Regions from separate parts of the Mus musculus genome. Here regions 2, 3, 4 and 5 are each linked to region 1. Evidence: chromatin loops called from intact Hi-C (ENCODE). Cell type or tissue: left cerebral cortex. All regions are shown on one strand.

Region 1 (5,000 bases):
TCCATCCTTCCAAATGAACTTGTAGCACTTCAAGGCCTGGTTAAATGCACAACATAATCTCCCCATAGGACTCCTCCATCTGCATGACAACCACCTCAGAAAACAAATCCTTATAACCCCGAACACATACACTCTCTGCAGTCCTAGTTTACTTGGGAAAAATAAACTATTCCCATCACACCCTCATATCCAATGTCAAGAGTATTTCCTGAGAGGCCTTGGTTTTGCATCTCAGAGGTCACCAAGGGTTGTAACTTGCTCAAAGTACCCAGAATACCCCACAACCTTCTCTCTACAGCTGTGCCTGGAGACTTTTTCTCTACCTCAGCCCCAAAAGACCTGAGCTGCTCTGCAAATCCACCCGTCAGAGCAGAGCCAAGCACAGCTTAGGTCCCAGGTTAGACACAGGCCCCTGCAGTCTCATGACACTATAGCAGTGTTCCACACAGGACCATAAAGGACACTGAACACCCACTGTAAAAAGACCTTCTTCTCCAGTCTCAGGCTTCAACCAAGGGAACACGTCCTCTTTCCTCATAAGCATGCCCACTGCAGTGGCCTCAGTCTCACAGGAGGCAGGCACACTCCCAGCCAGGGGCCCAACTCACTTGTTGCACATCAGCAGCACCTCCAGCTCCTTGACATTGTGGACCAGGAACTTGCGGAAGCCGCTGGGCAGCATGTGCTTGGTTTTCTTGTTGCTCCCATAACCGATGTTGGGCATCAGGATCTGGCCCTTGAACCTTCTCCGCACCCTGTTGTCAATGCCTCTGGGTTTCCGCCAGTTTCGCTGAAGACACACAGGCAAGTTAGTCTCTGTGCAAACTGGCAGCTCTTGTATGTGTGTGCAGGAAGGGGACAGAATTCAAGGGGGTCATGTCATAAAACACACACCAAAGGCCGAGGTGTAGCTCAGTTAGCAGTGTCTGCCTGGCATGCACAGGGCCCTGGGCTCCATCCCTAGCACTTGCACTGGAATTTCAACATCATCTTCCATTGCAATTAAGTAGGGAGGAGGGATCAGTTAACTGCTGAACTGCTGGGTGTGCATGCCCATCCAGCCAACAGGTGATCTGCAGGCCCAGAGAGAGGTCTTAGCAGTTGAGAGCACTGGCTGCTCTTCCAGAGGTTCAATTCCATGCATGCATGTGCCTGGTGTGCAGACAAAACCCCAAAGATCTTTAAAATACAGGGTCAGGGTGCAGAGATGACTTAAAAGTGCCTGCTGTCAGACAAACTAAATCTGACCTGGACCCACAAGACAGGAAGGAGAGAATCAACTCCTTAAAGTGATTCTCCCTGCCCTTCAAACGCATAAATATAAAACAAAGTGTCATCTTTAAAATGAACTTTTTAAAATGCAGAGACAAGCGATAACGAGAAATGTGTGCTCAGGTCTTAACCCCCACCCCAGAACCACATACCTTAATTTTCACATATCGGTCTGACTGGTGCCTGATGAACTTCTTGGTCCTCTTTTTGACGATCTTGGGCTTCACCAGAGGCCGGAGGGCAGCCATGATGCCTTTTGACAAAAGTCAGACCCAAGTTAGTAAAGAAACTGGGAGGTGGGGCTGCGTCTCAGGCCTTCAGTGAGTAATGTTGCAGAGTGTCTTCCAATCACCAGCTACCGAGCAAACTGGGAATGGAATGGGTACCTCTGCTAGGCTTGCTCTCCCTCTTGCTTCCGAAGCTGGAAGAATACTAGCTACTCTCCAGACGCGATCCCAAGAGGTCAGTGGTTCATCTCACCCACTCCGAACCTCAAAGAACCGCAACCGATCTTACAGAACCCCAGCCAGGTCTCTCTGGTGGCGAAGGAGCGGCAAATCCCGCTCCACTAAGCTTCGTTATGTTTGAAGTGTTGCGCCCTTAAATACGCAAAGCCACCATGCACTCCTAACACGCCACCAGTCCGTCTGTCCCTCCCGGTCGTCTCAGAGCACCAACCAAAGGGTGCCTTCTCTGCTCCCCGCGCAGACAACCTGCTCCGCCGGGCTTGCGCTTCAGAAAGCATTTCTGCTCACTGGCGAGCGGCGGCAGCTCCCTGACTTAAGATTTCGGATTCGCCGCAGAAAAAGGCTGCTAACAAGCTAAGCAGAAAGCGGCGGGTGCCGTCCGAAACTCTCGGGCCGCATGGCAGCAAGCCCGCCCTGGCCGATGCCGGCCCCCGGGCAGACTCCGGAGCAGCGCCAGTGGCCAGGCCCGCGCGCGCTCGCCACTACCACGCTGGTGCGGAGGCCGCCGCCGAGGCCTCCCCACCCGGAGACGGGGTCCCGTCGAAGCCGCGGGCGGCGGATGGCCGCCGATACAGACTCACCGTAAAACAGATGGCAGCCACCTCGTAGGCAGCGCCGAGGAAGAAGGAAGAGGCGGCGGCGGCGCGCAAGGTATGATGGGACGGAGTCTTAGGTCCTGGCAGAGAAAAGGGAAGCACTTCCGGCTCTGGGTCCTCTAAAGAAAACTAAGATGTGCCTGAGAAATGATACTGAAAAAAACCCTAGTGGACTAGTGTTCTGTAGTAGACATTAACATCTTAGAGTGAACTAAAATTTATTTTTCTCTTGGGACTACTTAAGAAATTTGGGTTTTTTGTTTTTTTTTGAGCTAAGACCTGCTAGGTGGGCATTTATTTCCGCCCTAAGTGGAAGCCCAATAGCTTTTTAAATTGTTGGTTCCCGAGGGTGCCTCCTTGAGGCTGGGAGGTAGCAAAACAGAGACTCTTCGAAGATCCTTAGGCGGTTGGTTGAGCAAATGTCCTAAAACTTCCTAATATACAGATGTGCAAACCCCTGCTTATGAAGTGCTACTGAGCCTCCTCGCGACTTCTGTATGTTTAAATCTTCTCTACTTATGGTATGTACCTAATGTATTAATAAGTGATGGGTTAGCCGGGCGGTGGTGGCTCATGCCTTTAATCCCCGCACTTGGGAGGCAGAGGCAGGCGGGTTTCTGAGTTCGAGGCCAGCCTGAGCTACAGAGAGGGTTCCAGGACAGCCAGAGCTACACAGAGAAACCCTGTTTCGGAAAAAAAAAAGTGATAGGTTGATAATATTGCTAAGAAAATAGTCTATTGGCTGGGTGTGGTGGTGCACATTTTTTAATAACAGCACTTGGGAAGCAGAGGTAGGTCGAGTTTAGTCTATTTTGCTTATCTTTTGTTTTACAGATCATTGTGAAAACTCTATAATCTTAGGAGGAAATAAAACCAAACCTGAGCTGGGGAGGTGGCTTGGTGGAGCACTGTTGCTCTTTCAGAGGACTGGCATTTAGTTCCCAGGAACCAAGCGTTGCTTCACAACCTTGTTAACACCAGCCCTAGGGGATCAGATGCCCTTTTCTGTAGGCGCTACATGCATGTGGTACATACTCATACATGCAGGCAAAACACTCAATCACATAGAATAAATCTCATTTTTTAAAGATTTATGTATATGAGCACACTGTAGCTGTCTTCAGACACACCAGAAGAGGGCATCAGATCCCATTACAGATGGTTGTGAGTCACCATGTGGTTAGGAATTGAACCCAGGACCTCTGGAAGAGCAATCAGTGTTCTTAACTGCTGAGCCATCTCTCCAGGCCCCACCCCAGTCCCACCCTTTGTTTTGTTTTGTTTTGTTTTAAGACAGGGTTTCTCTGTGTAAGCCTGACTGTGGTCGAATTCACTCTGTAGACCAGGCTGGCTGGAGATCTTCCTGTCTCTGCCTCCCAAGTGCTGAGATGTAAGGTGTCACCACTGCCCAGCAGACTAAATTAAAAAATTTTCAAACTTTGTACAAACTCAGACAGAAGAGATGCCACTGGTGATCTTGACAGTGGCTCCAGGAGGTGGGGACAAATGCTGAATTGGGTATGCTGCCCCAACCCTTGTGCTTGCTGTAAAGGGGAGTAGAGACCCAGGTAAGTAGAGTGTCTTGTCTGGAGTGGCTGGGTCACAAACAGCAGGGCAGGACTGTTGCTCTCCTGTGTCTGTGTCTTGCCCTCCCTTCCCAAATGCTGCTTGGCCTACAGGCTATGTAAAGGCCAATGGAACATGGAAGTGTGTGGCTAATGGCACCTTACAGAGTACATTACATAAAGAGAAAGGTGAGTGAGTGAATTATACAGAAGGCCCATGAACTAGAGAGTATGGCTCTGATTTCTGAAGATTCACAGGGGTTGGGGGCCTCAGTCCTCCCCAGCTGAGGACATGCTACTTCATTTAACAGAGGACTCTCTTGCTGTCTGTTGTGTCCCTGTAGGCATTAATATCCCAGGATGAGAGGTGGGAGGTGTCCTGGGGAATCTGTCTCTTACATACTCACACTTCAAGTTTTCCAGCCCGTAAGCAGGAAATCACACGAGCAAGGCTAGTTTAGTGAAGGTTAGTTCAGCTCTAACCTAGTTTATTTCAAAACGGCAGAGGTCATGACAGATAGGAAAGCAGCATGTGTGTGTGGACACATCCACACCCCACTGTGGCATCAGGGGACACATCCCCGGACCTTCCCTGGGAATGTTTTGTTTTTTTTTTTCCGTATAGCTCGTTGATATCTCATGACTGCAGCTGGGGGCTTCTGGCTGCACTGTCTTCTGGTCCAGCATCCTGCAATCCACTCTAGTTGATGGAGTACACCTTGTTTGCATCATAATAGGCATGGGTCATATAAGAAAAGTCTTTCATGGGCCAGTAGTTCTTAGAGTGGTAAATGGCAGGGTAAGCAGGGGGCTTGTGTTCCACACAGCTGAAGATCGCCAGGCTCTGGTCCTTGGCCACAGTAGGCAGGTAGAGCCTCAGCTTGTCCAGAAGGTGACCGGGCCAGAAGTGATTGGGATGGGTGTCTGAGGGGCTTAACCTCTGCAACTTCAGCTTCCTGGAAAAGGAAAAGGCATAGGGAAGGTTGCTGTGGCAGAGGGACCAGGCCCAGGGCTCCTTCTCAGCAGAGAACATAAGCCGTGACCACTCTGTCCAGTGTGAAAAGCACTCAACTCCTCCAGTCTCCTCACTAGTGAGGACC
Region 2 (5,000 bases), 200 kb before region 1:
TTGGAAAGTGTCTCCTGGGACACGTGGGTGACTCTCCAGAAGTTCAGAACTTTCCATTTCCCATCTTGATGGTGAGACTCAGGGGAAGGAAGTTGATAGGTGGGCCTGGCCAGCTCTTCTGCTTTCATGGGTGTGCAAGGCAAAGATGCAGGCTTGCTCCATAAGCTAAGCAGGAGGTGGGCATCTTCAGCAGCCTGCCCACTCTGTCATGAATGTCATGGACACTGTACTCTGTCTGGTCTACTTGCTGTCGTGGAAAAGGCCAGGTGCTGGACTGTCTGTGCTTGGCTTTTGCCTTGCTGGTTTAACCACAGGGCCAGCTCTCCAAGGAGCAGGGCCTTGCTTTTGCCAACAGTGTCAATGTGGATGTGCTCAGTGATCCAGTCTTTGAGTTTTGGGACTGAGAGGAAGAAGAGGCAGGTAGGTTCTAAGGAGTCATCTTGTGTAGCTTGGACAGGGCAAGTTGTAGGTCATGGCTCTCTGGAATCAGCTGGTGAGTCAGCTCATTCATGGCCACTGTTAACCCTTTATGTGATCTCATTTCATATGTGCCTCACATTGTATTTGTTCAATGGAATGTGAGGAGGCTCTACCCAAAAGCCTACTTTCACAGTGTTCTTTACCATAAAGGAGCAGGGCAAGATAAACTAGGCAGGCCAGTAGCAACACAGTTGGCTGGCTCAGGGTCCAGTCTGCTGGTCCACTTTGCCTGATGAGGGAAATTTTATTCCTGTGTGTGTGTGTGTGTGTGTGTGTGTGTGTGTGTTCCTTTTTTCTACAAGTTGTTGTATGTAGCTAGTCTGGCATTTAGCTTATGGCAATTCTCTGGCTTAAGCATCTCAAGTGCCTGCTGCGTTCTTAAATAAGTTTAAAAATATTCGTTCCAATAAAGCTGTACTAGAAAAGCATTTCTGAGCCTTTTGTAAAGGGACTGTTTTACCTTCTCCTGCAGGCCCCCTCTCCCTGCAGCGTGTCCCTGCAGTGTGTCCCTGCAGTGTGTGCCTGCAGGCTGACTGTACCACAGTAGGGAATGTTCTGCAGTCTCCAGAAATCCCAGCCTAAGCGTGTGCCTTTCAGCTTCCCGGGCACCTCATTTTGAGCCAGCAGTGTTACAGCTGCTGACCAGGTGACCTGGTGAGCTCTGGTAGTGTGATTCCAGTCAAGGCTCCCAGCAGGCCTGCCCCTGCCTCACCCCACACAGAGCTACCTTCCAATCTCCACTTAACATGAGCTTGAGAACTCTGCCCTCCCTCAGCTGTGTCTGTGTCTCCTGTCTCTCTGCTTCCCCACCCTTCAGCCTTCACTCGGAAGATTTCATCAGTGTGACTAACGCCACTTGTCCTGTCCTTTATAGGCCTTAGTAAGAGCTGCACTCAGGGGAGCCTGAATAAAGCTGTGCTGAGCGGAGCAGTTCACACTGCACCCACTCATTTAAAAGTGATGTCAGCCTTCTGTTACTACAAAGGCAGTTATATAATATGTTCACAGTAGAAACACTGGGAAGGGCAGGTACTGTAAAAAGAAAAATGTCAAATGCCTGGGTTCCGGCAGCCTGTGGTCAGCATCAACAGCTTTGAGAGCTTTTGCCCTTTGCATATTTATTGAGCTTAGCCCTGTCTACTTCCACCCTCTTCTCCCTCTCCCATTGCCCCTTATCCTAGACAATTAAATACTTGGGTGGATCACCACTCTTAGCTCACTAGTTTATGTTTATGATATTTTTAACCAAAATGAGATCCTGTATATGGCTTTAAAAAAAAAAAAAGAATGTTGTGTGTACTAGTTAGTTTGTTGTCAATACAAGCGAAGAGTTGTATGGGAAGAGAAGTGTTGAGAATGCTTCCACCAGCTTAACCTGAAGGCAAGCCTGTTATTGCTTTTTCTTGACTAGTAATTGGTGTGGGAGGGAGAATCCAGCTCACTGGGCTGAGCAAACCAGTCAGCAGCATCTCTGCCTTGCGTTCCCTCAGTAATGGACTGCGACCTGGGAATTGAAAGCTGAAATAGACCCTTTCTAACTCACAGTGCTCTGGTCCTGGTGTTCATCATAAGAGTAGAAACCCAGGAGGATACTGGATAATGTGATAATTTAGTCATATAAGCAATCCCTGGAGCTCTACATGTTAGACAAATATGCTGAACCCCACAGTCTTCCCCCTTAACTGCCAACAGTCGCTCTGCTTTCTGCTTCTGTGAATTTAACTATTCAAAGTACCTTACATGAATCTGTTGGCACAATGTCCTTAAGGCTCATTCATGTCATGAGTTGGAAATGTTTTCCTTTTTAAGGCTGAATAATATCCCATATGTACATACATTTCATGAGGTTTGTGCACTTTTTCCTTTTCTTTTTCTTTTTTTTTTTTCCTTTGTTTTGTTTTTTGAGACAAAGGCTCACTGTGTATCCCTGGCTGGCCTTGGTTTTTTGTTTGTTTATTTGTTTTTTAAGTCTAGGTGTCATGTGCAGGCTAGCTTCAGATTTGTTATGCATCTAAGGATGACCTTGAATTTCTGATCCTTCTGGCTCTTACCTCCTAGTGCTTGAATTATAGGCATGCATTGCCACATCTGCTTTATTCTGTGCTAGGAGTAGGACTCATGGCTTAGCACATGCTAGGCAAGCACCCTACCGATAGAGCTAAATCCCCAGTCTCCTAAGAGTGCTAGGATTTCAGGTAAATGCCACCATGCCCAGCATCACTCGTGACTTCCAATGCCACTGTCTTCTTTGGGGATCAGTACAGCAGCATTGTGAGGCAGTATGTGTTGTCTTCATGGACAGGTGAAACGGCAAGGAAAAGGAAGAGGGCTTTGGGGACTTGGCTGAGCCTGGGACTTTCTCAGTCATTTTTTTTTAACAACTCCAGGAGAATGGGGAGGCGGGTTTTCTTTCCTGACATGTTTTTCCAGTTATAAAACTGATATCTTACATATTCAACATAAAGCAAGAGCTTCTCCATAGAAGGGTTTGAAAAGCATTTTATGTGTATGAATGTATGTATGTCTTGCATGTATGTCTTTGCACCACATGCACGCAGTGATTAAAGAGGCCAGAAGAGGGCATCAGATCCCCCTGAGCCTGGAGTTGAAGATGGTGGTTAGCTGTGGTATAGAGGCTGGAAATAGAGTCTGGGTCCTTTGCAAAAGCAGCAAGTGCTCTTAACCCCTCAAGATAGAAACTTTTGAGGTAATTTTTCTACAAAGCTGATCTTAGGTCTTACAAAATCATGGAAAATGAGTGCACTGTGGGCGCTTGGTGTGTAGTGCTCGTGAGTCCTCCAAGGCATAACTCATCTCTCCTGTACTTGGCTTCTCAGGTATTTTATGCATGGCGTATGTCGCGAAGGCAGCCAGTGCCTGTTCTCACATGACTTGGCGAACAGCAAGCCGTCCACCATCTGCAAATACTACCAGAAGGGCTACTGCGCCTATGGTGCACGCTGCAGGCAAGGCTGCCACGACTGTGGTTACTGGAGCTGTTTGGTTTTTGTTGACAGGGTTTTATGCCGCCTAGGCTGACTTCAAACTTTATATGTAGCCAAGGCTGGCTTTAAATTCTGGTCTCCTGCCCCCATCTCCAATGGTGGAAATACAGCTGTATGCCATATGCCTACCTGATCATGGGCCTTAATATGGGGAGATTTTAACTTAAAATTGTATTTAGAATATTAATAATTTGTGTCTGACCTTTAAACCCTGTATAGAACACCCTAGACTTTCCCACTGCTACAAGACAATACCCTCACTGGTTTTGTGTGTCACACGGTGATATGCCATTGGTTTGAAAGCCATTTCTGGTTCATGCTCAGGTGACTTCTGGCGTGGATGCTATGCCATTCATGCACACAGAGCTCTGTTGCTCCAGGCTAGAACAGTGTGAGGTACTCCATGTTTTGGTGAGCAGAGCCCATCTGGTCCTCACTGTCTGGCAGAGTGATAGAGTTTGAGTGGGTCACCTGTTCATGCACCCCCCCCCCCCCAATCAGTGTGTCCTGAGGATTCCTACCAAAGGGCCTGTCATGGTAGCACGGGTGTCAAGGGCTTTCCTTGGCAGTAGATGGGTCTCTGTCAGTCCTACTGGGATACAGGTGTGGGTATAGGTAACAGGACACATGGCCCCAATAGCCTCTTTCAGTTGAGAGTACAGAAACAGGTCCTCAGTGAGTTCAGCTGTTGGTGGCTGGGGGTGCAGGGGAGGGGAGGGTGCAGGTGTTAGGGCCTGCATGGCCATGACACATTGTTATGTTTTGTTCAGATATGATCATACAAAGCCCCCAGCTGCAGCAGGTGGAGCTGTGGGTCCTGCACCCAACCCTTCGCCCTCCTCAGGCCTGCATAGTCCTCACCCTTCTCCTGACATTGCCACATCTGTTATGAGGACACATTCGAATGAACCTGGAAAACGGGAGAAGAAGACGCTGGTGCTCAGAGACCGCAGTGAGTGAAGTGCAGCTTTTGCTGCCTCTGGGTGTGCTGCTCTCGGGCTCTCAGGCCTCCTTCTCACGACACTCCTGACACTCCAGGAGTCTAGAGTTGATCTGAAAACAGGCTGCAGAGCTTCAGAGGTGGCTCTCCACAGCTTGGCTGAGCTCCACTTTGAGCCCAGCAAAGCATCAGAGGAGTCTTTTGTCCCATGAAGTTGCCTCTTCATAGGAGTCACCGACTATTCACTTCTAGCTGGGTGTTTTAATGGTGGGCATGTGTCACTTTCTTGTTTGGTGCTGTGTCCTGGTAGTGACTACTTTGGGGGTTTCAAGAGCATCTTCAGACATAGCACAAGGATGAGGTCTGGGCCCATAACAGGTTTGAGAGAAAAAAAGGCATCAAATGGAAAAGGCTTTTGAGCTGCTGGGCCTCGCTGGGAAGTTTCCTAGTTCTTGGGGTTATTCCCCTCGGAATAGGCACATTCTACTCCTAGCAAACACATCATCAGCTTGATGCAGTGGGTCATCTCTGACAATGTCAGCCGTGTGTGACAGGGCAAAATCCCACTGACTTCA
Region 3 (5,000 bases), 190 kb before region 1:
TATGTGGTCCAGCTGTTTTAATTGAGTGCTTTTAAATGAAACCTGACTGCCATCTTTCTTTTGTGACTTTCTTCCTTAAGCAACAGTAAACTTGCAGCAGATCTGGTTTTTTTTTTTTTTCCTTGCCAAGACATCGCCAGCCCTGTAGAAGGCTCCTCTGCAGTGATCATCTCTAATAGAGTTGTCGAGCCTTGGAATTGATGCAGCTGTGTAGTGAGAACACATTTGGCCATATTGGTGCTGCTGTACCATAGTGTAGACTTTTACAGCTGTGAGGGTGGCTATTGAGTTCCTTCCAGTGTCTCAAGTCACAGGTGTGTGCAGTTGTGAAGATCTCCAGGGAGACTCCATCTTACCCTCCCCTTGTACTAAGAGCACAAGACACAGGACTCACAGATTGCTTGTTCTCCCCTATAAAGTAGTAGGCTCCACACTTGTTTTTGTGGTAAACAGGAGCAGTCACTCCTCTGTCTAAGAACTGGGGGCAAGAAAGAGCAAATTTGTCCTGAACCTGAATTTATTTTTATAAGAAAACCTGTTATTACCTGTGTGCTTTTCACTTGGTTGTTCATGAACTGCAGAGGGGGCTCCTTGAGTTCTGTCTGCACAAGAAACTGCACTGCAAGTTTTGAAGGAGTCAGTAGCCATTAAACCTAAATTTAATTTATTTTATTAAAATAACATAAGGAACCAACTGTATTGGCTCAATAAAAACAAAATTAAAACCCAAAATCATTAAGAAAACCTGTATTCCTGGCTTTCTTACAGACAAGGATGTGGCTACAGATAGGGTTGGGCCGCGGCCCACCCCATAGGGGCAGCTCCTGGAAGACAGATTCAGCACGTGGGAGGCTGCCAAAGGTGGAGCACCGCGCTTGGAAAGCCATCCACACAGGACACCTTAGACACAGTTTGTCCACAAAGTTCTGTAGTACCAAAGCAGGCTCCCCCAGGTGGCCAGGACTCCATGTGCAAAACTGGCACTGCACCACTGTCCATATAGGCTCAAGGAGCCAAGTTCCCAATTGCATGTCCCTGCAGCAGCCGGAGTGCCCTACCTTCTCCAAGGCCACTTGCCCTACAAATACTCAGCTGACTTGTATACCTCTGGAGCTGAGCAGGCTTTCTTGGTGGACAGCTTCCATTTCCAGGGCAGGAGGGGTAGAAAAGAAGGCAATATGAAGTTAAGGCCCTGTGAGTAGTCTAGGTCCTTAGCAGCAGCAGCTTTTCCAAAAACATGCATTCTGCCCCCAAGGAAACAGAAAGTGGTGCCTGCTGACTCTTCTTCGTCCCCTGGTGGCCTAAGAACAGCTACATCATCAGCTAGAAGACTGGTAGCCTTGGGGATGTAGTCAGCGTGCAAGCATTGATGTCCTCAGTGTGAGCTGCCCGATGCAGGGAAGGCTCAGAGGCGCTCCTGTTGATTTTCGGCAGAGAGTGCTGAAGCAGCTCGATGGAAGACAGGATCTGAAACAAGGCCCCACGTGGTCTCATTAGTTGGAAACTTGGTATCTCCCCAACCATACCAAGAGCTTGTGGAGGTCCTCTCTCCACCGACCCAATCCTGGCCCACATTTACATCCTTAGAATGTTATATTTCAACTGAGCTCTCTAACCTGGGGAAACAAAGGTCTCTCTTCTTTGACTTTCTTCACACAGTCAGCCACCAACCTCTTCATTGCCTTGGGGCAGTTCTTGTAGAGCCTGCTGAGATCAGGGGATGCATACCCACGGCCTACCATGAAGATGATCTAAAGAAGAAACAGTTGAACAAAGGAGTCTGTGAAGGAGAGTCCCAGGACTAAGTAGCCCCTCACTGTGTCGCCCGGCCATGCAGATCACCTGGTCTCGGTTGTTGATGTGGGCGTAGGGAAGCTCCCCAGCCATCAGCTCGTACAGCACGATGCCGTACGAGTACACGTCGGACTGGAAGCTGAACGGGTTGTCATCCTGCATCCGGATTACTTCTGGGGCCTGTAAGGATGAAGTGTGTTAATCCCTAGGGAATGACCTCCAGAGACATTGAGGAACCAGGCTATTTTAACTAGTCAGGAAGGAAGTTCAAGTCCTTAGCCCAGGGTAGCTCCTCCCACAAAACCCCACAGGCGCTGGCCTCTGTTGCTTTGCCAGGATATGCGGTTTTGCCTTAAGCTAACTGACACCACAGATCAACCAGACCCCCATGGCTGTGCAGAAATGCTGTCAAATTTTGCACCCTACTCTGGCCCAGTAATTCCATCATGTTGTGTGGGGCCAGCTTCCTCACCATCCACAGCACAGAGCCAGTGGGCTGTTCAACCTGCTGAGAACCACTCCAGCGTGACTTCACTGTTGCCAAACCAAAATCTCCAATTTTCACCGTGAGGCCTTCATGGAGAAATATATCTCGATGCTTGTTAAGGAGACTGACAGTTTATACTGTTTATAACAGTGCTTCTGGCCTCCTTCACTTCACTACTAAATCTTTCAGGAGACAGGGAACGATGGCATGCGCACACTCAATTACAGGGCCCCACACTGCTTATCCCCTCTGCCTACATTTGGTACTCAGGTTTACCACCCAACTGGTCTACATTGTGACTTCTGTCAGCTTACTGCTAGGTAACAGGCAATTTTGGTCTGATTTGTGACCTGCTGATTTATTGGAATTCAAGCCTTAAATCTTGGCCCAGTGCTTAGCTGCCGAAAAAGAATGACCTCAAGAAAGGAGGTCATGGCCACCGAATAAGCATAGCTCATTGGCCATGCAGAACAGCTGAGTTTAACCACCCTGCCATGTGCCATCTTACAGCATGAAAGGTGCAGTTGGTAAGGAGATGCTATTTCTAACAGTGGCCTCTAGGCTGACTTCTGTACATTTAACAGAAAGTAGCCATTTTGAAATTTCTGGAATTCTGGGATACTGGTTCTAAGATGCTAATTCCAGGAGACCTTAAGAAATATTGTGTCCTTTGAGTTAAAAATAGGAGGTCAGGTGATTAGTGGAATTTTGGTTGAAGTCTGACTCACAATAGTTACAGTGGGCCTTCAAACTGTTTCCCCTGGGAAAAGCTAAATGGAAGCCTTTAGCAGGGTCTCTGCCAGGGATGGGAACCAAAAGTGTCACATCCCTGGCAGAATTGCAGCAATCAGTGCTACCATCAAAGACTTGAAAGATGCAGGGGTGGTGATTCATGGCCAGTACAGAAGACAGATGGACTGTAAAAAGTGACAGGCTATACCAGATGTGGTGTCCTTACTTGAGCAATTAGCATACTTCCTGATATACGATGTGTAGCTACTGACCTAGCAAATGCCTTTTTCTTTGGTATCTGTCCATAAGGACCACCAGAAGCAATTGCTTTTGATTAGAAAGATCAACAGTAAACCTTTAACTCTCCAGCCTTGTGTCATAACTTAGTTTGAAGGGATCTTGTTCATGTCTCTTCTACAAAATATCACATTGGTCTACTATATGGCTGACATTATGCTGGTCTGAAAAGTGAGCAGGAGGCAGCAATCACTTATGACTTGTTGGTATTAGATACATGCATCAGATACTTTCCCATCTGTATGCAGGCTTACACCTTCCATAGGCTCAATAGAAATAGATGCAATAACCTTCTCAAGCTATATTCTGGATAATCTAACCAGGCTGAGTTCAAGTCTATTTCAAGTGTGTATCGCCTCAGAAGGAATTATTTCCAGATCACTGTTGGTTAAAAAAAATAATAATAAAACCTTAAGGAACTCTCATGATCACCATGTTTGGCTTCTCAACTATATTTCTATTTTCCTTTAAAAGTCCCCTTCTCCCCATTCTGGCACCATGAACCATGTGTGCAAAAAGGCCCTTTTGGGTCCTTAAGCTGAGAACTCAATACCAAAGGATACTGTTGGATTTCATGTCTCTGTGGATGATGTTCTTTGCATGCAAATAGCTGTGAAGGAGAAAAATCACTCAGTTAACCACCTCACTGCCCTTCAGCTAACTGGTGGGTAGCACTGTGCTCTGCATATTGAAACTTGGATTTGCTCTGCAAACCAAGCCAGGCATTTCACCTCACATTCTGCCTATCCAAGACAAACCCAGAAGTGGGAAGGCAGATTGTCAGAGGCCGGGGATGGCTGTGAGCTGGATTTTTTTCTGGGCGGTAAGAACACAGAATGTAGTAATAGGATACAGAAAAGCCCCCAAGCCATACACTTCCAAAATAATTTGTATGGTATTTGAATTGTACCTGTGCTGCTTATGATTTAGAGTTCTGTATGAATTTTTTTGTTCTTTAGTTTTTCGAGACAAGGTTTCTATTTAGTCCTGCCTGTCCTAGAACTTGCTCTATAGACTATACTGGCCTTAAACTCAGAGATGCAACTTGCCTCTTGAATGCTGGGATTAAAGATATGCACCACCTATCTGGCTTCTGCATGACTTTAAGACAGAACGAAGCACTTATTTTGTAACACACCAACTACAGTCACCTGGCTGTAAGCACTAAGGAGCTCTGCACCCTCACCATAAGGGCACTTGGGAAACAAAGCTAAAGAGCACTGCCTGGTGGTCACCTGGTCACTCCACACCATGGGAGCAGAGACCCTAGAGATGACCTTTGAAAGAAAATGGATAATCAAAAGAGACAGTTTGGGTGTCAGGCAGCTTACAACTGATTCCAGCCCCAGGGGGACTCCTGAATACTGGCACTCATACCTACACAAAGATCCACATAAATATACATAATTTTAAAAAAATTTTTTGAATTGTAATTGAGAAAAGTGCCGGTGAGGAAAGGGTATCTCCCTGTAGGCCATGGCTGAGTGGACGGTCAGGCTGATGAGAAACGGGAACTCCGGACTTCCCATCCATGAATATCTGCTGTCAAAGAGCCACTCGATCCAGTCCCACAAAAGCAGCTCAAGGGTTCAAGCCACAAGGACTCACCAAACCGTGTACTTACTCCATTCCCTGAGCTGTCTGTCGGGCAATGTCAATTAGCTGGAACATCTGGAATTTGGTCTCCTGG
Region 4 (5,000 bases), 210 kb before region 1:
ATGCCTTCAAAACCAGTACCCCCTGGGTGACTCTTACACATTACCAAGTCCAGCTGCAGCATGAGGTACAACCTTGGCTATCTCTGGAACACAGCTTCTTTGTGCTCTCAGAAGACACTTCCCAGAAGATTTCACCTCAGTGATGCTGGCCTCTTCTAAATCACCACTAATTTCTTAGCTCCAGATAACCAGCATCAATTTTCCCAGTAGTCCCTTTAATTCTGGACTCTAAAGCCAGAGCCATGTGGCCAAAGCTGCCAAGTTCTGCTGCTTGCTGGGGCTGGAACATGGCCCCATGTTCTATTACATTATCACTAACTAGCTTTCTGTTTTCTAACTCCTTCACTACCTAACCTTGGCTATCCTGGAACTTGCTCTGTAGACTGACTTTGAACTCAGAGATCTGCATGCTTGTCTCCTAAACACTGGGATTAAAGGTGTGGGCCACCAAACCTGGATTTAAGTTTTTCTTCACCTGCCGGGCGGTGGTGGCACACGCCTTTAATCCCAGCACTTGGGAGGCAGAGGCAAGTGGATTTCCAAGTTCAAGGCCAGCCTGGTCTACAGAGTGAGTTCCAGGACAGCCAGGGCTACACAGAGAAACCCTGTCTCGAAAAACTCCCCCTAAAAAGAAAAAAAAAAGGTTTTTCTCTACCTAGAACTTGCTCTGTTCTAGGCTGGCCTTGAACTCAGAGATCTGCTTGTCTTTGCCTCCTGGGATTAAAGGCTTCTGCTACTGGATCTAAATTTAGCTGGGTGGGATCTTGCCACAAAGTCACCACCCCCTAAATTCAATTTAATATCCTTCAGCTCCATTTCACTTCCTGGTGCCCCTTTAATACTCAAACCATATATTTTTATATTTTTCCATTATCAGCTGGCTGCACTTGTTTAAAATGCTCTTCATGAGGCTTAACCAGAAAACAAAGTCTATGATGGGCTTTTCTGAGGCTTCCTTTGTCAATGCAATCAATCTGTGTCTCTTCACTTTAGCCTCAGGCAGACTCTTCAGACAAGAGCATATTCTTCACCAAAAATACCACAAAAACAGTCTCTAGCCCACAAACTGAAATTCTCCCCTGAAACCTCTTGGGCCAGGTCAGCACAATTCAAATCACTCTCAGTAACAAAGTCTTCCGTATTCCTGCTAGGATAACCCACTAATCCCTTTTTAAAGCATTCCACTGCTTTCCAAATCCAAAGTCCCCAAATCTATATTCTTCCAAACAAAAGCATGGTCAGGCCTAGCACAGGGTTTTACTGCTGTGAATAGACACCATGACCAATACAAGTTTTATAAAGGACAACATTTAATTGGGGCTGGCTTACAGGTTCAGAAGTTCAGTCCATTATCATCAAGGCAGGAACATGGCAGCATCCAGGCAGGCATGGTGCAGGTAGAGCTGAGAGTTCTACATCTTTGTCTTTTTTTTTTTTTTTTTTTTTGAGACAGGGTTTCTCTGTATAGCCCTGGCTGTCCTGGAACTCACTTTGTAGACCAGGCTAGCCTCGAACTCAGAAATCCACCTGCCTCTGCCTCCTGAGTGCTGGGATTAAAGGCGTGAGCCACCACGCCCGGCTCTGCATCTTTGTCTTAAGGCTGCTAGTGGGAGACTCACTTCCAGGCAGCTAGGATGAGGATCTTAATGCCCACACTCACACTAACACACCTACTCTAACAGGGCCACACCTTCAAATAGTGCCATTCTCTGGGCAAGCACATACAAACCATCACAGGCATGCACTACCACAATTGGCCGTGGGCACAGTCTTCTGCAGATCTTTTGTAGGTAGCCACAGCTACTGAGTGTTCCTAAGTCTAAAGCTATGTCATGTCGGGAGACAGCATTCCATGGCACTCTCCCAACCCTCCAGCTTTTACATTCTTTCTCCCCCTTCCATGATATTCTCAGAGCCTTGCTAGCAAGGTCAGGGTATTGGCACACATGTTCTATTTAGAGCTGAGCATTCAGAAGTCCTTACCTGTTTTTACAGTGTACCACCTCTATAAAATGAAAAGAATACCCATAATGTTTCCAGAGTACTATGCTGTTCATTTTTTCTTCTTCTTCTTTTTTAAATTTATTTATTATATGTAAGTACACTGTTGCTGTTTTCAGACACACCAGAAGAGGGCACCAGATCTCATGATCTCATTTCGGCTGGTTGTGAGCCACCATGTGGTTGCTGGGATTTGAACTCAGGATCTTCAGAAGAGCAGTCAGTGCTCTTAACCGTTGAGCCATCTCTCCAGCCCCCTGCTGTTCATTTCTATACAATGCCAACTCAACACAATAAACCAGGAGACACTTTTTCAAAGCTGATAACACAACTGTAGTTTGCAAAAATCCAAATTATATATATGTACATACTGCTTCAGTGTCTGCCTCCAGATTCCTGCCTTGAGTTATGTACGTATGTATGTATGTATGCATGTATGTATGTATGTATGTATGTACACAAAAAGATCAGTACGGGGAGAGGATATTTGGTGTGGATATAATCAAATACATTGTACACATGTATGAAATTATCCAAAAATAAATAAATAAATAAAAATTCTTACTAGAGGATGGCTCAGTGGTTAGGAGCACTGGCTGTTTAGTTGGGGACCAGGGTTCAGTTCCCAGCACCGACATGGTAACTCACAATCGTCTGCAACTCCAGTTTCAGGTGATCTAACTCCCTCTTCTGGCTTGCACCAGCACTGCATTCCACTTGGTGTACAGCCACACATGCAGGCAAAAACACTCATATCATAAAATAAAGATAAATAGTAAAATTACTTTTATCATCATTAACATCATCAATCATCATCATCATCATCTTAAAAGACTGCCTTGAGAGATGGGGGCCGAACCCTAGAAGTAAGGGCCTCGCAGATGATTGGTAAATTCAGTATACTAGACATGCTCAGACCCTTAGCCTCAGAAAGTTGGGATCCGGACTACTAAGGAGTAGGGACCTTCCGGCTCCAGGCCCTGGCGGAACCCATTGTGATGGTGGTTAGGTTTCCGGGCGGCACCTTAGAAGTAGCGCACGAACGAGGGTGGCGCGCGCAGGAGTGACGCGACTCCGCGGGGGGCGGGGCGGGGCGGGGAAGGGCGGGGCGGGGCCGGGCTGGGCCACGGCGCTGGCGGCTCTGAGGTTTCAGTGCGACTCCAGCCCGTGGCCCCGCCGCCATGAGCACCAAGCAGGTCACCTGCAGGTGAGTGCGCGGCCCCTCTGGGCCTTGGGCGCTGCGGGGCAGCCAGGGAGGGAGGCGAGGGGCCGAGGCGGGCGGTGGCGGGGGGCGGACAGCGCGGATAACGCGCAGGAAGGCCGCATAGAGGCTAGAGCGGCAAGAGCTGCTGCAACCGCGACTTGCAGAGAGTGAGCGAGGGCGATTGCGGGGAAACACGGGCAGGTCGCATTTCTTATCCAGCATCACCACTGAGCCTCCGAAGAGTCCCATTTCGAGATGCAGGAAACCGAGGCCACCAGAGGTAAAGCGACACCCATTTAGGAACAGAAAGGCGGCTTGTTAGACGAAGTGGAAAGCAGAAAACTATTCCGTGACTACTATTTTGAAACAAAAATAGTTGGGTTGAGTAGCAACGTACTAACTTGGTGACGAGCTTGTGGCTGTCATTGGGGTCTAGTCCTGTGAGTTTGCATGCTCAGGAGGTGCAGCTTGGGAAGTAAGGCTTGTGAGAATCCCGACTGTGGAAACCCAAATTTCAAAAGGCTCCAAAATCCAATACTCTTAAGATACCTAAATAGAAGGCGGGCGGTGGTGGCGCACGCCTTTAATCCCAGCACTGGGAGGCAGAGGCAGGTGGATCTCAGTTAGTTGAAGCCAGCCTGGTCTATAGAGGGAGTCCAGGACAGCAAAGGCTACACAGAGAACTTTTTCAGGGTATGTGTATAAGCATATGTGAAATGATGAATTCTGTGTTTAGACTCTTGTACTATCCCCAAGACCTTATGTACATGAAAATACTGTAAAGTACAAAAAAAATTAAAGACTCTCCTGAGCCCAAGCTTTTTGGATTAAAGGAGCCTCGGCTTATACAGACTTTAGTTGGTTTCAGTAAATTAAGAAATTGAGATGTAGTTTGGATATGTGGTAAGCATTTAATGACCTTGTTATTTCTCATTAGTGCAGACTCCTAGAACTAATACCTTTATGAAGAGTTCTGTTCGACTTAAGATATTAAGGGTTGAACCATGTACCAAGGTCCCAGGTGGTTTATGTTAAGTAGTAATCAGAAAACTGCAGTTTGTGTATGTCTGTGTGTGTCTGTGTGTATGCATATGCTAGTTTTGTGTTAACTTGACAAAGTTGACATGAGACATCATCATTTGGGAAGAGGGAACCTCTTGGTTGATAACTGATGTGGGAGGACCCAGCTCACTGTGGGTGGTGCCACCTCTGGGCTAGTGGTCCTGGGTGCAGTAAGAAAGGCTGAGCAAGCCAAGAGGGTCAAGCCAGTCAACAGCACTCTCCTTGCTTCTGCATTAGCTCCTGCCTGGAGTCCTGCACTGGCCTCCCATAGTGATGGAGTAAGACACTTAAGTAGAAGATACCTACAAGTCTAAGCTCTCCTCCCAAAGTCGCTTTAGGTCCTGGTGATTTATCACAGCAATGGGAACTTTTCGGCAGTCCTGTAACAGTGCTTGCAGGTCATCGCTACTAGAACGTCTCTGTTGAGGATGAGTGAATGGGTACTTACTCCCTTCCGTCTGCAGGAGGACGTGTTCCTACCACAGTGGCCTTTAAAGCAGACTCAAGCTACTTAGAAAATAACCTCTAAAACTCTGCTTGTTTACAGTTTTGTTGTTTGAGACAGAGTCTCTCTGTGTATATCCTGAAACTCTCTATATGTATCAGGCTGGCCTTGAACTCAGATCTGCCTACCTCTCCTTCCCATGCAAGAATTAATTGCCACCACACCTAGATGGTTTTGTTTTTTTGTTTTGTTTTTTGTTTTTGTTTTTGAGACAGGGTTTCTCTGTAT
Region 5 (5,000 bases), 130 kb before region 1:
TCAGTGGTTCACAGCACCAAAGATTTGGACACTGCTCCTGATGTCTTCACTTCCAAATAGCCACTTCAGCATAAGCCTTAATCGAAGGAGCTATTTTAGAAGAAGAATGTTCACAGGGCTGCAGACGTCTTAACAAAGCTGCAACCTGGGGACTCTGTCCAAAGAAAAGAGTCTACTACATAAATAGGGTTAATTAAAAATACTTTCATGCTACACTTCTTCAGGTGCTTTCTATAATCTGCCAATTTCTGTCTGTTTGGGGAATGTGTTAACCTTAGAAATAGCTGCAAGAGTATCTCCAAATAGGAACCAGTGATCAAGCAAGCACAAAACATTTTCTATCAATTACCAAAACTGGTTAGCAAGACTTAACAAGGTAAATTTTGTTCACTACCATAGCGGGAGGGGAGCAAAGCAGTAACCAGCAAGAACTAAACATTCACAACATGAAGTTAATTAATAAATGAACTAGTTCATTACTATCCATCACACAGACCCTTCACAAGCGATCAATTTTTCCTTTTGAACCCTGACGTCTGTCTTCCTGCACCCCACATTTACTAGCTGCTCCCCCAAATCATCCCAACTCCCGCAGGCTATGCCTCTGAGCCTTGGTGCCAGCTGTTCCCTCCGCCGACAATGTCCTCCCCTCTGCCTCACCTGGCGGAACAGTCCTTCAAACTCCGCGCAGAAGCAAGCAAGGAACCTCAGGGCTTCTCGACTCTGCACCTAACTGTTCTAAATCCCAAGAACACTTGGGAAAACAAGCCTTATCACCTCCGGTTGTTTTCACGCCCCAGGAGCTGAGTCTCCAACGACCCCACAGGACGCATTGCAGGCATTCAGACGTGCCCTGAATTCATTCCCCACTTCTATACACAGACCTGGCCCATTCCCCAGGACCCAGTTACGTCTCAACCGGGAAAGAAGAGATTCGACTGTCCCTCCTAACAAAGAATGAAAACCAGAGGCACACCCTGGGCCCTGGAGAGAGAACAATGAATGAACACGGTCACCTCGTTTGTGTCCCAACTCTGCATCCATGCACCGGCTCTGCAAAAGCCTGGGAGGTTGTCGCTTCACACAAAAGGCAGCCTGGCTCCCGATCGCGAGCATCCCGGGCCACCCATTTGGAAGCCCCAGGCGAGGTCGCAAGCCTTTGAGGCGGGACCCTGACCGGTTTCTCTCGCTGCCTTCCCCGATTCCTCTTGTCTTCCCTAAAAGGGTGTCACTTAAGCGAAGCAGCCCGAGAGGAGGTGCAAGGCCGGGCTCCCCCCACTTCTGCAGCCCGAGAGAAAAAAGAACGAGCCCATCCCAGTGACAACACAGTCACTGGGCAGCTCTGGGAGGATTTTTTTTCCCCCATTGCCAAAATATGAGGAATGCTCGCTGGGCACCGGAGTGGCGCTGGCACGTTTCCGAGAAACACTGGGAAATCTGAGCAGGGGTGTGGAAACTGGCTCGCCGGCCATGACACCCGGCCCGCGCCCGGCCCGCCACCAGGATGACAGCGGCCTGGCCGACCCTGCGCCCCACGGTCGCACCGTCAGCCCTGTGGCCTACCTGAGGGAGCCGGGCAGTGCCGGGTCCCGTCGTGCAGCGGCAGCGGTGGTTGAGAGAACGCGTTGGTTGCGGTCACATTCGGCGTGTCCCCAGCCCGGGGGACGGGGCCCCGGGGAGGCCCCGCATCGCTGCACTAGCGCCCCGCGCCTCAGGGCACGCGCCCCAAAGCTCGGCCAGCTGGCCCGTCCGAGGGCCTGCGGAGAACAACAGAGAAGCCTTCCCGCCTCAAGTCCGCTCGGCTCTAACTCCCGCCATCCAAGATGGCGGCACCAGCACCCGCGAAGAAGACGCTCTCAGGCTATCCCGGGCGAGCTAGCCCTGCGCTCGACACTCGTCTCCACGACCTGCGGCGCCGCCGGGCTCACTGCCTCTGCGCGAGCTCCTGGGCTCGGCAGTCCGCTTAAAACTCGGCTCGGGGATCTATCGCTCGAGCCTGGAATGTGGCCCCGCCTCCGGGGGCGTGGCCTCGCGGTCCTGCGGCCGCCATTTCGGGGTTGACTCCGTGGTAGCAGAGTGACTGTTTCTGGTTGGAGGCCAGTGGTATTGGGCTGCAGCCGCGGTCCGGCCACCCGCGAGGCCCTCAGCGGGCCAGACGCGCCTGGTGACACACGGCACAGGGCTCCAGCTCTGGTGCTTCCTCTCCGAAGTTGACATCCGTGGAGAATGGCGGCCTAGGGGTTTTGTGGGAAAGCCCTCATGCTATGTGAAACCTCAGGTTCCTCATTTGTAGATGGAGTGTTCGCTGTAGTACACCAAGTTGACCAAAAACTAAAAGTATGGTGTTGCACACCTGTAATGCCAGCGCTTGGAAAGTGAGGGCAAGAGGGTCGGGAGTTCACGGTCATATGAGCTGCATGAGACCCTGTCTCAAAAAAGAAAAAAAAATTAAAATTGATGCGACAATATGGCCCACCGTAAACTGAAGCCTGTTGTGCGTCTTCGTACAGCCCCCGTGGAATAGACACCTGGAGGGCAATGTGTATTGTCAATTGTGCTTTTTTTTTTTTTTCCCCTCTTTGAAATAGGTTCTCAATTTTATTTATTTATTGTGGTTTTTCGAGACAGGGTTTCTTTGTCTAACAGCCCTGTCTGTCCTGGAACTCACTTTGTAAACCAGGCTGGCCTCGAGCTCAAAGAGATCGCTCTGCCTCTGCCTCTTGAGTGCTGGGATTAAAAGCATGTGCCAGATTCCCTCTTAATTTGAGGCTGGCCTCAGACTCTGGTTCTCCTACCTCTGTGTAAGTATTTTCCAAGTAGCCATTTGGGGACCCGCAAGGTGACTCAGAGAGTAAAAAGTGTGCAGAGTAAAACCTGATGGAAGAGAGAACAGGCTCCTGAAAGTTATCCTCTGACCTCCATTCGAACCCGGTGCTACGTGCGCAACCTGCAACCGCATTTACAAATACACAGACAAGTTTTTTTTTGTTTTTTTTAAGTAACCATTTATAAGTAAACATCTTTTGGCATTTAGTGCGTTCACAGTATTGTGTAACCACAACTTTGGTTCCAAAACATTTCCATTACTCTGAAATAAAATTACCCACTAAGCAGTTTAGTTTCTCACTAGCTCCCACCCAGAGCAACCACCAATACTCATTTTGCTACTACAGACCTGACTTCTAGATTATCTTGTGTGCGTGGATACTTATAAAGTATGGGGCCCTTTATGATTTAAGTCTTTTCACTTAGCCTGTTTCCGAGTTCATCTGTAACACATGTGTGCTAATACTTCACTCCTCTTTAGAGCTAAACTATTTCATCAGAAGTTTACACCAGATTTTCTGTCTAGGATAACCATGGAAATTTAGGTTCTTTCCATCTTTTGGCTTTTGTATTGGTTACTTTTCTGGTTTCTGTGACAAGATAATGGACAAATGCAGGGTTAAAAAAAAGGGGGGGGGAGGTAGGCCCAAAGGGGAATGGCTAACCACTGGGTAGTGGTTAGGGCACCAGCTGCTCTTGCAGAGGACTTAGGTTCAATTCTCAACACCCACATGGTAGTCACAACCACTCATAACTCCAGGTGCAGAGGATCAAATGCCCTTTCCTGATCTCTGTGTACCAGACACATAGTACACAGATACACATAAATAGATTAAATCATAATAATAAAAGAAAGGAAGGGCTTCTTATTTTGGCTGACAGTTGAAGGACGCAGTCCATCATGGTGGGAAAGCCATGATGGCAGGAGATGGAGGCTGATGGTTGTGTCTCCCCATGGTCAGGACAGAGACTCAGGTCTTAGCTCACTGCTCCTTTGTGTTCCCTTTTCCTGTCTGAGACCCTCTGCCTATGGATTAGTGTCACTTTTAGAATGGGTCTTCTGATAACAACCCAATCTAGACGCTCCCTCAAAGACACACCCAGAAGTGTGTCTCCTAGGCGATGCTGCAGCAGTGGTTCTCAACCTTCCAAAGGCTGTGACCATTTAAAACAGTTCATGTTGTGGTGACCCCGATCATAAAATTAGTTTTGTGGCTATCTCATAACTGTAATTTGGCTACTGTTATGAATGGTTGTGTAAATATCTGTGTTTTTTTAATGATCTTAGATTGCCCATGTGAAAGAAAAGGGGATTGAGACCCACAGGTAGAGAGCCCCTGAAGCTTGTGAAATTGGCAGTCAGTATTCGCCATTACAGTGAGTGGTGGGACTAGAGTGAGTGTTATATGTACTTGCCTTGCTCGTGTTCCTTTTTTGGTTTGGTTTGGACTTGATTTTTGAGACAAGCTCTCACTCTGTAGTCCTGACAGGCCTGAAAGTCACTATGAAAACCAAGCCAGCCTGAAACTCAAGAGATGTGTCAGCCCCTCCTTCTGGAGTGCTGGAATTGAAGGTGGGCTCCTGGCTAAGTGCTCATTCCGTTCAAGGTTTACTTTTAGCTGTGTGTATATGGTAAGAGGGGTGGCATGTGCATATCAATGCAGGTGTCTATGGATCTAGAAGAGGACGTTGAATCCCTTGGAGCCAGATTTACAGGTGATGTGAGCTGTGTCCGTGGGTGCTAGGGATAGAACTCACTTCCTCCACAAGAGAAGCACGTGCCCTTAGCCACTGAACCATCTCTCTAGATCCCCGTTTTTCATTTTCTGGAGTATATATCTAAGAGTGGAATTTGGGGAAACATTTTATATCCTGCCGGATTGCATGTCTCCCACCTTGGAGACCTAGTTTGTTGATAGGCAATGTTAGGGTTAATTAGGTAAAGCTTGCAAGCAGAGCTGGGCAGTTTGGGGGCAGGGGCTGATAAATAGTCTGAAAAATGAATAGGTGGTGTTGGATCAGGAAGGGAAAAATGGAGATGTTTCAGAAGAAGCAGGGGAGAGGGAAGGCTAAAGCCAGCTGTGACGGTATTAGAGCATTCTCCAGTTCAGAAGTGGCAATGTTGGGGGTGGGTGGGTATGGGGGACTTTTGGTATAGCATTGGAAATGTAAAT

What was found. A loop is a pair of places that touch in the nucleus more often than their neighbours do. Peaks named below come from ENCODE experiments on the same cell type or tissue, not always from the same donor. Only the 100,000 strongest peaks of a DNase experiment are listed, where the experiment ranks them.
Region 2: a loop joins it to region 1, with 2.3 times the contacts of the local background. A loop is called at or near these places in 10 of 42 quality-filtered maps.
Region 3: a loop joins it to region 1, with 2.9 times the contacts of the local background. A loop is called at or near these places in 5 of 42 quality-filtered maps.
Region 4: a loop joins it to region 1, with 8 times the contacts of the local background. A loop is called at or near these places in 9 of 42 quality-filtered maps.
Region 5: it touches region 1 in a loop (7-fold over the local background); 3 of 42 quality-filtered maps call a loop at or near these places.

What each region holds. Positions count from the first base shown.
Region 1 is chr6:115,806,378-115,811,377 of GRCm38, forward strand. It overlaps Rpl32 (ribosomal protein L32), which reads right to left and starts at 2,366. Exons shown (of 4, transcript NM_172086.2): 1 at 2,321-2,366; 2 at 1,425-1,525; 3 at 609-790. The coding sequence starts at 1,520. It overlaps Efcab12 (EF-hand calcium binding domain 12), which reads right to left. Exons shown (of 9, transcript NM_001110506.1): 9 at 4,352-4,856. The coding sequence ends at 4,601. It overlaps Snora7a (small nucleolar RNA, H/ACA box 7A), which reads right to left and starts at 1,726; the gene lies at 1,598-1,726. In left cerebral cortex, CTCF peaks have their summits at 2,694 (motif pointing left) and 3,426 (motif pointing right); DNase peaks (open chromatin) are centred at 708, 1,676, 2,407 and 2,657; H3K4me3 peaks cover 1,797 bases; H3K27ac peaks cover 1,035 bases.
Region 2 is chr6:115,606,264-115,611,263 of GRCm38, forward strand. It overlaps Mkrn2 (makorin, ring finger protein, 2), which reads left to right. Exons shown (of 8, transcript NM_023290.3): 2 at 3,318-3,446; 3 at 4,256-4,437. Among named protein-coding and RNA genes, the nearest start is that of Mkrn2, 6.8 kb to the left of the region's middle. In left cerebral cortex, a CTCF peak has its summit at 3,056 (motif pointing right); DNase peaks (open chromatin) are centred at 1,409 and 3,042; H3K27ac peaks cover 1,483 bases.
Region 3 is chr6:115,617,943-115,622,942 of GRCm38, forward strand. Mkrn2 (makorin, ring finger protein, 2) reads left to right here. Exons shown (of 8, transcript NM_023290.3): 8 at 1-728. Raf1 (v-raf-leukemia viral oncogene 1) reads right to left here. Exons shown (of 17, transcript NM_029780.4): 12 at 4,935-5,000; 13 at 3,874-3,920; 14 at 2,267-2,385; 15 at 1,843-1,974; 16 at 1,617-1,751; 17 at 627-1,467. The coding sequence ends at 1,324. Among named protein-coding and RNA genes, the nearest start is that of Mkrn2, 19 kb to the left of the region's middle. In left cerebral cortex, a CTCF peak has its summit at 2,853; no DNase peak of the experiment used is centred here.
Region 4 is chr6:115,598,806-115,603,805 of GRCm38, forward strand. Mkrn2 (makorin, ring finger protein, 2) reads left to right here and starts at 3,133. Exons shown (of 8, transcript NM_023290.3): 1 at 3,133-3,208. The coding sequence starts at 3,183. In left cerebral cortex, CTCF peaks have their summits at 2,119 (motif pointing right), 2,712 (motif pointing left), 3,274 and 3,546; DNase peaks (open chromatin) are centred at 3,029 and 3,369; H3K4me3 peaks cover 1,433 bases; H3K27ac peaks cover 757 bases.
Region 5 is chr6:115,674,673-115,679,672 of GRCm38, forward strand. Raf1 (v-raf-leukemia viral oncogene 1) reads right to left here and starts at 1,963. Exons shown (of 17, transcript NM_029780.4): 1 at 1,564-1,963. It overlaps D830050J10Rik (RIKEN cDNA D830050J10 gene), which reads left to right and starts at 1,296. Exons shown (of 1, transcript NR_152134.1): 1 at 1,296-3,695. In left cerebral cortex, a CTCF peak has its summit at 2,407; DNase peaks (open chromatin) are centred at 885, 1,291 and 1,967; H3K4me3 peaks cover 2,805 bases; H3K27ac peaks cover 2,569 bases.